2 separate regions of the Homo sapiens genome follow, and region 1 is linked to region 2. Evidence: chromatin loops called from intact Hi-C (ENCODE). Cell type or tissue: GM12878. All regions are shown on one strand. Links, peaks and the distances in the headings refer to the core of each region. The heading gives the core; the rest is flanking DNA.

Evidence for each region. Peaks named below come from ENCODE experiments on the same cell type or tissue, not always from the same donor. Only the 100,000 strongest peaks of a DNase experiment are listed, where the experiment ranks them.
Region 1: it touches region 2 in a loop (4-fold over the local background); 1 of 110 quality-filtered maps calls a loop at or near these places.

The regions. Positions count from the first base shown.
Region 1 is chr13:42,374,558-42,379,948 of GRCh38, forward strand. No RefSeq gene overlaps it. Among named protein-coding and RNA genes, the nearest start is that of LINC02341, 48 kb to the right of the region's middle. RefSeq lists an enhancer at 3,452-3,531. In GM12878, for the core only: no CTCF peak of the experiment used is centred there; DNase peaks (open chromatin) are centred at 3,314 and 4,054; H3K4me3 peaks cover 447 bases; H3K27ac peaks cover 3,546 bases.
Region 2 is chr13:42,496,576-42,501,966 of GRCh38, forward strand. No RefSeq gene overlaps it. Among named protein-coding and RNA genes, the nearest start is that of LINC02341, 74 kb to the left of the region's middle. In GM12878, for the core only: a CTCF peak has its summit at 2,152; DNase peaks (open chromatin) are centred at 791 and 1,416; H3K27ac peaks cover 2,378 bases.

The DNA.
Region 1 (5,391 bases), core at 314-5,313, 120 kb before region 2:
GATAGCTCCTTGAAAACTGCATCCTTCAGAGGGAGGAGCACTGTGTCCTCACATGGAGGAAGGCGGAAGGCAAAGAGGAACAAACTCCCTTTGTCAAGTTGTTTTGTAAGGGTGCCTGATCCCATTCTTGAGAGAGGTGCTCTCATGGCCTAATCACTTCTTAAAGGCCCCACCTTCTAATACTATTTTAAATTTTGGAGGGGACATGTTCAAACTATAGCAGTCGAGTATGGTATTCTGATCACCATTGTATTTATCTGCTTCAGACAAATTTGGAGAATTTGACTTAAAGCACAGCTGTTGATAGCCCCAAATTCCATTCCAGCACTTCTTTGCTATATAGTCTGGCCATCATCCATCCCCCTTAGACCAGATGTAATACATTGTAGGATGAAGTAGGTGTTTCATGTGATGGAATGGGTATTAACCATCCCATAGATTGGATTAATTTTAGAATGTCACATCACTTCAAGTCTTGTTGGCATGCTCAGAACTTATGCTTTCTGAGGCAACTTGAGTGGCTGCCTACAGCAGGATGAATCCTGTGGCTTGTGACAAACCTGGCTTCTGCCTGTGTCTATGAGGCACCACGGCAAAGATGCCATGGCTCTGAATCCCAGCTTCACTGTGCTTAGTACATGGTCTGGAACAGAGAATGCACTTCATGTATCTTCATTATCACCACTGCCACAACTACCAGATGAGCTTAGTCAACCTGTTCACTGAGGCTTCCTGAGAGTGATGCCTATTTTATTTACCTTGCAATATTATTGTGAAAATTATAAGAAAGTTTGCATAAAAAGTAATTTGCATAGTGTCCAATAAAGAGTAGAATTAAGGAAAATGTAACTACTACTATTATTGATGTTGTTGTTACTATTATTATCACTACTGAGGCTGGAAGAATATCTACTTCTGCTGTGCCATCAGTACAATACATCATGACAATGGATTATAGCAATTATTGCTCTAAGGCACTGACATTTTCTAAACAGATAAAACATTGTATCAACTGCTGTTTTTATAATTTGGAACTGACATCATCATATATTTGTAGGCACACCATAAAAATCTCTTCATTAACACACTGATAGCATCTTTTATTTTCCTTCACTCAGAGTTTTTTTTTCTGCCAACAATTAGTCTTGATTTCATCAAAAGCAATGATTACCTAAAGGAATATTGACATTCTACAGAACTATGTCCTTCTTGCATTTTTGTAGTTGTCATGGGAAATTAAGATCAGATCAGAGTCATAGCTTATAGTATAGGAAATATATGGTTCAAAAACAGCACAAGGTATTTGATGTGGTCACCAGATAACCTTGAATTGTAGACCCTTGCCAAACACTGCAGAAATGCTTTGGGCTGGAGTGTTCTTGCTTCACAGACTTCTTCATTTTATGATTGCCAGAGTCATTGAAAATAAATTTTGGATTGTGCTAAAGGGAAATAACAAAGATACTATCTGGGATCAGTCTCTCAGATTTGACAGACAATTTCATGCTTTTAATTGATTCCAATCTTTGCAAAAAAGTGGAACGAAGTAATAGACAAAAATTAACAACAAAGATGCCAGAAGTGACTATCATTGCATGAAACTTTTGCTGTGTTGTTTGCAAATTGCGTTCCAGTACTATATTCTCATTTGTTGAAAGATATTAGAAAAGAATCCAATCCCCAAGCTTTGTAAAGATTTTGATGTTGTGGCATATAGTAATCGTATTCATTTCCCCCTTTATCCTTTTTGTATTATAATCTTCCAAGTTCTAATTGGGCACACAAACTCCTTTTCCTGGGGTAACTTAAGCTAGATATGTGATTAAATTCTGGCCAATGGGATGTGAGTTGCAACTTCTTGCTAATACCCTTTAAAAAGAAACTGATTGCTCTGTACTCTCTTTTACCCTTCCTTTGGGGCAGAATAAAGAGGAGGTGCTGCAGATAAGAGCAACATTCTAGGGAATGTTGCTAGGGCAACAAGTGGAAACACTTGGAAAAGTGTATTTGGCTCTATAGAAATTAGATTTAATTTTTTTTAAAAACAGAAGATGATCCTGGGTCCCTGGAGGACCTCATGGAGCAGAGTCAGCTTCTTGGCCTTGCCTTACCCACAACCTATGTGCTCCTCTGTTAAAAGGAAATATTTTTCCATTCTGCTTGAGGCACTGTGTTTTGTGTAACTTTGCTACAGCAACTTGGGCTATGCCCTAATACTAGATGTGTTCTAAATTTTCCACACTTGCTGTTTTCCCATTGGATGAAGGGCTTGTGAGACACAGCATATGTTAAAAAAAAAAAAAAGACTTCTCTATTACTCTTTTTCAAGGTGGCAGACAAAGTTCAAATTCACATTATAGGCTCTTTTAGTATATTACATGTCCTCAGCACTGGTACTTGGTTCCCTCCCTCCCTCCCTTCCTTCCCTCCTTCCTTTTTTCCTTCCTTCCCCTCCTTCCTTCCTCCCCCCACCCCCTTTGTCTTTCTTTCTTGAGACAGGGTCTAGCTCTGTTGCCCAGGCTGGAATACAGTACGTCCCATCCTTGCTCACTGCAGCCTCGAACATCTGTGCTCAATGAATCCTCCTGCCTTAGTCTCCTGAGTAGCTAGGACTGTAGGAGCATGCCACCATGCCAAGCTAATTTTCTATTTTTGTAGAAATTGGGTCTTACTATGTTGCCCAAGCCGGTTTTGAACTCCCTGCTCTTGACCTCCCAAAGAGTTGGGATTACACACGTGAGTCACTGTGCCTAGCCAGTACTCAATTTCATTTTGAAAGTTGTATTTCTGTTTTATTTTTGTTAAATGGAATTAAAATGTCTGTGCAGTGTCTATCATAACCTAGTACAAAAGCAATAAAACTATTGTAAGCACTAAGCAATGTGGTCATTATTGACTTCTTTTTCTAGCAAAGGAAAGAGATAGGAAAATGGCTTTTGCATGGGGAATTTAATGTGTCACAGAAAATGATATAGAAGATAATGTAAATTGTGATGATGTGAACGCGGAGTAGTTTGTGTCGAGCATGATGGCCAATGGCAGCTAACTATGCCCTTCTGGAAACAGATGCACCCCTTTGCGTATATCAAATCTCCAAGCTGCACTGCACCAAAAGAACCCTGGGCACCATGTTACTTAGCTGGAAGGAAATGGGGAAGCTGTGGGAACCCCTATAAAACTCCCTCTGACATATTTAGCCTGTGGCTTGTGGGTATTCACTCAAACTCCAGGAGTGTGGGTTACCTTTAGTCAAATCTGAAGGAGTTTTGCATCTGTCACCCAATGCAGAGCTGAAGGAGAGGGAGCAGGTGTGAAATACAACCCAGACTTCCTTTTTAGTCCCAGTGGGGGTACATTTTTGTCTCACTGTTACCCTTGGTAACTCTGGGATGGTAAATAGTGAGATGAGTAATTCAGAAAGTGGAAACGGAAAGTGTTACTATATCTGCTACGAAGCTTTGCATCAGAAAAGTACTTCCTTTGCTTCTAAAGAGACTTGAAGAGTTTTGGGCTTCTTCTTCTTCTCTCTAGGTAGCTTTTTATTATCTCATGTTATAGTTACTTACATAAACGTATTGCTGGGAATTCTAGTAGCACAGGGATTATAGGAGTTTCCTGTGATTTAACTAAATCACTGGTGTCTTCAATACCATGTCCATGCTTCCCCCACAAACATCAGAGAAAATGACTTCTTGGCATGGGAAGTTTATGAGTCCAGAAATAATCTATATTTAGTATTTTTGGCATGGAGCCCTCCATAATCTGGCTCCAGGCTGCCTTATTCCTAGGCTCTGCCTCTTCCCTCCGTGTGATATCATATCAGATGGCAGAGGCAATGGAACCATCAGACTAGATTGTGGTTTTGGGCCACAAAGCATGACCCATCAGTCTTTCAGATTCTTAGTAGATGGGATGACCCCATGAGCTTTACCACCATAATTTTATTTTTACACCCATGAAAGTCATGGGCACTAGTTGGTGAGATCCAGAGGCCAATCCTGAGGTCCTGAGATGGTTCTCCAGGAGGGAGGTGCGTAGGAAGTGAGAGGTCACACTGTCTTCTCACACTAACCTCAGCCTCAGGGTGTGAGGCCAGCTTCAGAGGGGAGACCACAGTTCTGGGGCCCAGCCGTTTCAGCCACTGCCTTCTTGCCTTCTTTACTAAGGTCGTTAACAAGCATACTCATTAGTGGCAATTTCCCTGGTGGTTTTTGTGATGTGGGATTTGTTTGCTATGAAATGGCTGAATCCGCAAATCATTTAAAATAGTCAATCCTACTGGAGATAGAAATAACTCCTTGCCTGTGTTGATCCTAGCTAGTGACCAGTGTCCAGGAGGTGAAATCTTGGGAAGAGAGGCCTGGGCTTCTGACTCAGCAGAAACCACCGTCTTGACATTTTTAGTCTTTTCTTTGGTCTTGTCCTACTATAGAGACTTCTTTCTACAGGCCAGATTTGACAAAATAGCCCTACCAAATCATAATCAGAGGTGCACCAGCCACCCTCCCCCAATAAATTTGGCCTTATTTCTTGTTACCCTGATGATGCTCAGGATTCATAATACATATCTCTAAGGAATCTCCAGATTTGTATAATACTTGAAACAGAATATCCAAGAAGAGGAGAAAAAGAAATGGCTACAATAGATCAGTCCTCCACCAGGAGTGGCTTGAATCTCAGGGGAGGTTTGACAATGTCTGGAGACATTTTTGGTTTTCACAACAATGGGAAGGGGGTTTGTACCACTGGTGTCTAGTGGGAGGTCCCAGGAAGCTGCTAAATGTCTTACAACATGCAGGACAGTCCTCTACAACAAAGAACTATTCAGTCCAAAATGTCAATAAGGCTGAAACCCTGAAATAGAGGAAGACAAAGAGGTCTTCATATATCCTGCAGTTTAAGAAATGGGTTTTAAATATTTACTGAGCATCTATTATGTATATAAATGGTGCTTTTTTTATGAGATGGTCCAAGGAATAAAAGTCACATTCACGAACATCAAAAAGTTTCCAGTTTACTTGGAGATGGTACATACACAATGAAATTGTGTGTTATTTATTACAGCAATACTTCACTTGCAATGGAGATTGATACTTATATTGGTTTGCTAGGGCTGCCATAATAAAGTTGGCTTAAATAACAGAAATTTATTTTCTTTCAATTCTGGAGGCTGTACGTCCAAGATCAAGGTGTCAGCTGAGTTGTTTTTTGCTGAGGCCTCCCTCCTTAGCTTGTAGGTGGCTGTCTTCTCTCTGTGATTTCACATGGTCTTCCTTCTGTCTTTGTCTGTGTCCTTATCTCTTCTTCTTATAAGGAGACCAGTTATTTTGGATTAGGGCCCACTCTATGTGCCCTCGTTTTAATGCAATGACCTTTTTAAATACCCTATCT
Region 2 (5,391 bases), core at 214-5,213:
CCTGGCCCCAATGCCCACTTGCCTTGTCAAGTACCTGGCCACGCCAATGGTAGTCCTGGGTAAGCTCTGCCTCATATCAGTCTGCTTGGGCTCTGGCACCTTCTGCCACCCAATCCAACCCAAATTTATATAATTCAACAATACCAGCTGACCTTGTATGCTGTGGTCAGTCACTGGTCTAGCGCCAGGCTTCAGTAGGTAGAGGCATGTGTTTAGATCTGGTATCTTTAATTTTAGATATGGTGTAATGTACATCCCCATCACTGCCTTGGAACCAAAAGGAAAGGACAGTGATACCAAACATAATGACACCTTATAGCCTAGCTCCTTGAGGGCCATTTCACAGCCCTCCTATCTTTAGAATTGTAAAATGCCGGCCGGGCACAGTGGCTCATGCCTGTAATACCAGCACTTTGGGAGGCCGAGGCAGGTGGATCACAAGGTCAGGAGTTCAAGACCAGCCTGGCCAACAAGGTGAAACCCCATCTCTACTAAAACAATACAAAAATTAGCCGGGCTTGGTGGCATGTGCCTGTAATCCCAGCTACTCGGGAGGTTGAAGCTGGAGAATTGCTTTAACCCGGGAGGCGGAGGTTACAGTGAGCCAAGATTGTGCCACTGCATTCCAGCCTGGGTGACAGAGCAAGACTCAGTCTCAAAAAAAAGATTAAAAAAATTATAAAATGCCTATCCCTCAAAGTTGTAAGATTTGGTCGAGAAAGCTACAGATTCATTTCAGAATGAGTAGTCAGGGTGAGCCCCCACAGATTACTGAGAAAGCCATCAATCCCTGTCATCTCAGAACTGCTGATCATCATCTCATCTTTCTCTTTGCTCCAATTAACTCTTACTCTTTGGTTAAAACAACTAAGTTACGGGGGAATTAAAGGAAATTCTGTATTGACAAATACATGGGGCTGAACGGTGAATATATGCTAAGTAAGAAAACATATGTCTATTGGAAATTTAAGACTCTTTCCAGATGTTTACATAATTTACTTTTTCTTTCACTATACATGTAATGATTTAAAATGTTTTTTCCATGAAAGAATAAATTATGTTTAAATAGTAAAATGCCTATTGGCCTTGGGTTCTTCCAGGGAAGGCTACCAGTTCCCTTGGAGGTAAAAGCTAAGAAGTAACTAGAGGAGCAACATTGCTTCTGAGAACCCACACTGTGCCAGCCACTGTCATAGACATATGTCAGCTTGTTAGATCTTCAGAAGCACCATGAATGTTAGATGTTATACCTGTTTTACAGATATGGAAATGATGGTTTAGAGGGTGAAATAACTCGTCCAAGGTCACACAGCTAGTAAGTGGTGGAGTCAGGTTTTAAATCTAGGCAAGGCTATACTAAGTACCTGGATCATACCACACTTCTCCCCACTTGAGTCATGGGCTACTGCAGTTGGGGAAATGACTCAGACTTAGAGATAGTGCACATGTACATTCTCTGGAATAGTTCCTGGTATTGAGTAGAGGCTCATTGCATGTTAGTTTCTCACATCCTTTTCTCTAGGATGATTTCTGACAGCACATGAAGTCATGAAGGGGACACACATGAAGTGTGGCCTTAGATTAAAAGTGTGCAGTGTAATCATAATAATACCAAATAGTCCCTACTATTTGCCAGGTGCTGTACTATGTCATTTATGTGTATTAATTCATTTCATCATTTCAACAATCCCATGAAATACGTTCTACTTTTGTCACGCCGTTTAACACTTGCCAAGGTTTCACATTAGAGCTGGTAAATGAGAGAAATGGGACGTGAACTCAGGCAGTCTGTCTCGAGTCCAAGCCTTTAACCACTATGCGATACTGCCCACTAAATTATTAGCCTGCTGTAGTCTAGATACTGTGTACATATATATGTGTGTGTGTGTGTGTGCATATATATATATGTGTGTGTGTGTGTGTGTGTGTGTGTGTGTGTGTGTACTCCACCCTTGAGAATTGCGTTGATATGATTCTCTGGGTCCATCTTACAATGCCATATTATGATTCCACAATATGAGATTGTCCATTATCCTATTACAATGGCTTAATCAGACACATGCTATGAGCCAAGTGGTGGAGATGCCTTCAAAACACCCAAAGGAGTTGGCCAAAGCCGAAGAGGTTGACTTACAGCCCCACCACTCTTCAGCTCCAGGCACTGCACTGGAAACATGCACAATAAGGGAAAATTGACATTGCAATTTGAGTTGCAGATTGTACTGATGGTGTGGTTTGAATAAATACCATGCCCTTTGAAAGTCTTATATTATTACGCTAGACACATGAGGGTTTTCCTATTCCTATTGCAGGCAATAGGCAAAAATCTATCTTCATAGCTGAAATCTGTTTTGGAATTCATTGCTGCCTTTCTGGAAAGACACTGTTTAATTCTGTCTCCTGGGTGTGTGACCCTATGGTCTCTACCTTCTTTGTAGATCTGTGAATAAAGCTCTTTGTAATGAGGCCACTTTTTGTGCAACAACAACAAAATGTTTCTGAGAAGGATGTTAGAGCCAGACTTTCTTTAAGTAGTGGTGTCTGGTGTTGTTTACTTTTAAAATAGTTTCTAGTGCAAGGGAGAATTGTGTCCTAGAAGAACTGTCCCAAGGAGCTCATGAACAGGAATAATGGTTTGTACCACTACTTTCTGGAAAGCAAACGGGGATTTTGATGTGAACCCAGAAAGGGGTCGGACCACATTGACATATATTTTCTGGTTTCTAATCTTACCTCCACTGCCATTATGCACTGCATTACACAACCCTCTACCCTAAGGCCCAGCCACCCTACAGCCTTTTATCAACTCACAGAATGGTCTCAGCACAGCATGAATCTAGATGAGGGCTTAGGGACCCGTGGGTGGCCAGACCTCAGGCTCTGGGCATCAACAGGCAGACCTCCAGTTCTGCCCTGAAATAGAATTATGATATCATTGTGAGCCAATCAAATTGCCTGTCTGAGTTCAGTCCTGGATGCTCTGGGGTGGTAATTCCCAGATGATTTGATCTATGGTATTTTCTAGTAGTCTAATTTGATAATGTCATTTAACTGAAAAATATGTCTCTCATTATTATTATTATTATTATTATTATTATTATTATTATTATTTGCCAGTGTAGAAGGAAGTTAAGAAAGGGGGATTAACTTTAATTTTTTTCAGTTTAATGGAACATATACTAAGAAAAAAATGTCTCAGTAAGTGATGCTCACCATCCACTCAATTGTCCAATCCAAAATTTTAACCGGGAGTTGTTTATGTGTCCTCTCTTTCACTCGCCGCTGATGTCCAATCGATCAGTAAGTCTTGTCCTGTCAATTTCTGAATTTGGCTATTTTCGTCATAACCACTGTTAAGATTCTCATTCAAGGCATATCAACCGTCCCTTGTCTGGACCAATGCAACAGCCCCAACACTGATGTCCTGCTCCCCGTCTTGCCTCTCTGTCTCCACACAGAGGCCAGAGAGGTCTTTGTAAATAACAAGTCATATTATATCACTTGCCTGCTTCAAGCTCTTCAGTGCTTTCCCTTCCCAACCAGATGAAAATTCTGATTCCTTACAATGGATGGCCTGAAAGATATCGCATAGTGCCTGATCCCTGCTTCTCTCATTGACCCCCTCTCTCTCCACTCACAACTGCATTCACAATATTCAGGCACATTAACCTTGTCCTTGCTTCAAAGCTTTTGCATTGATGGTCACTCTGCCTGGAATGCTCTTCTTCTAGATCTTTGCACAGCTGCCTCTTCCTTATCACTCAGGTCTAACTCAAATGGCACCTCCTCAAGGAGGAAAAATGCATATCATGCCAACTTGCACACTTGTAGAATTCCTGCTCCTGTGCTCCAAGTATAAATGCCATGAGGGTCGGGACAGTGCCAGTGCTGTTCCTTCCTTTATCTGCAGTGCATAGCACCATGTCTTGTTCAAAAGAGGTATTTAATAAATGAATGAATTAATTCATGGATCCCAGCTAATTTGGTTGTTTACTGCTGGGGAAGTTCTCTAGCATGATATGTAACAGGCTCTTATAAACTGCATTGCACTGCAGTCCTATGATGATAATAAAAAGCACACTGATCTTTAGTTGGTTTTGTTACAGTTTTAAAAATTTCTACAGAAAATGCACCTTCTTATTTCCTCCATGGCATGGGCCATTCCCACTGCCTTGCCTTTGGTATGGTTCTGGGAAAAAATAATAGCCTTCCTCATAGCATTGAGGGTAGAAGACAGAGTCAGCTGACCCATGGAACATAAAATATTCACAAAAATATTCACATGAGAGGGAGTCACAAAGCAGTGTCACTAAAATGTACAGAAATAAATCACTCCTGGTACATAAGCAATTAAGGATAGAAATTTTGCAGAGCATTTTGGAAAAGCACCTGTATTAGACAGGATAGGTAGGATTGTGCTGCAGTAACAAATGACACAAAAATCTCAGTGGATGAGCACAGGTTTCTTTTGTTTGTTGTTTTTCACACCATGGTACCTGTTCATTGTGGAAGGCTAAGAGACTTCCCATTCATTGTAGTGACTCTGGGACAGAGGCTTTATCTGAACATGGGGTTCATGTTTGTTGAAGTGGGAAAAGGGAACATGGTAAAGTATGTACTAGCTCTTAAAGATTCTGCTTAGAAATGACACCTTTCATCTACAAAGAATTCAAACAAATTTCCAAGAAGAAAACAAATAATCCCATCAACAAGTGGGCAAAGGATATGAACAGACATTTCTCAAAAGAAGACATTTATGCAGACAAAAGACACGTGAAAAAATGCTCATCATCACTGGCCATCAGAGAAATGCAAATCAAAACCACAATGAGATACCATCTCACACCAGTTAGAATGGCGGTCATTAAAAAGTCAGGAAACAACAGGTGCTGGAGAGGATGTGGAGAAATAGGAACACTTTTACACTGTTGGTGGGACTGTAAACTAATTCAACCATTGTGGAAGTCAGTGTGGCGATTCCTCAGGGGTCTAGAACTAGAAATACCATTTGACCCAGCCATCCCATTACTGGGTATATAGCTAAAGGATTATAAATCATGCTGCTATAAAGACACATGCACACGTATGTTTACTGTGGCACTATTCACAATAGCGAAGACATGGAGCCAACCCAAATGTCCAACAATGATAGACTGGATTAAGAAAATGTGGCACATATACACCATGGAATACTATGCAGCCATAAAAAATGATGAGTTCATGTCCTTTGTAGGGACATGGATGAAGCTGGAAACCATCATTCTCAGCAAACTATCTCAAGGACAAAAATCCAAACACCACATGTTCTCACTCATAGGTGGGAATTGAACAATGAGAACACGTGGACACAGGAAGGGGAACATCACACACTGGGGCCTGTTGTGGGGTGGG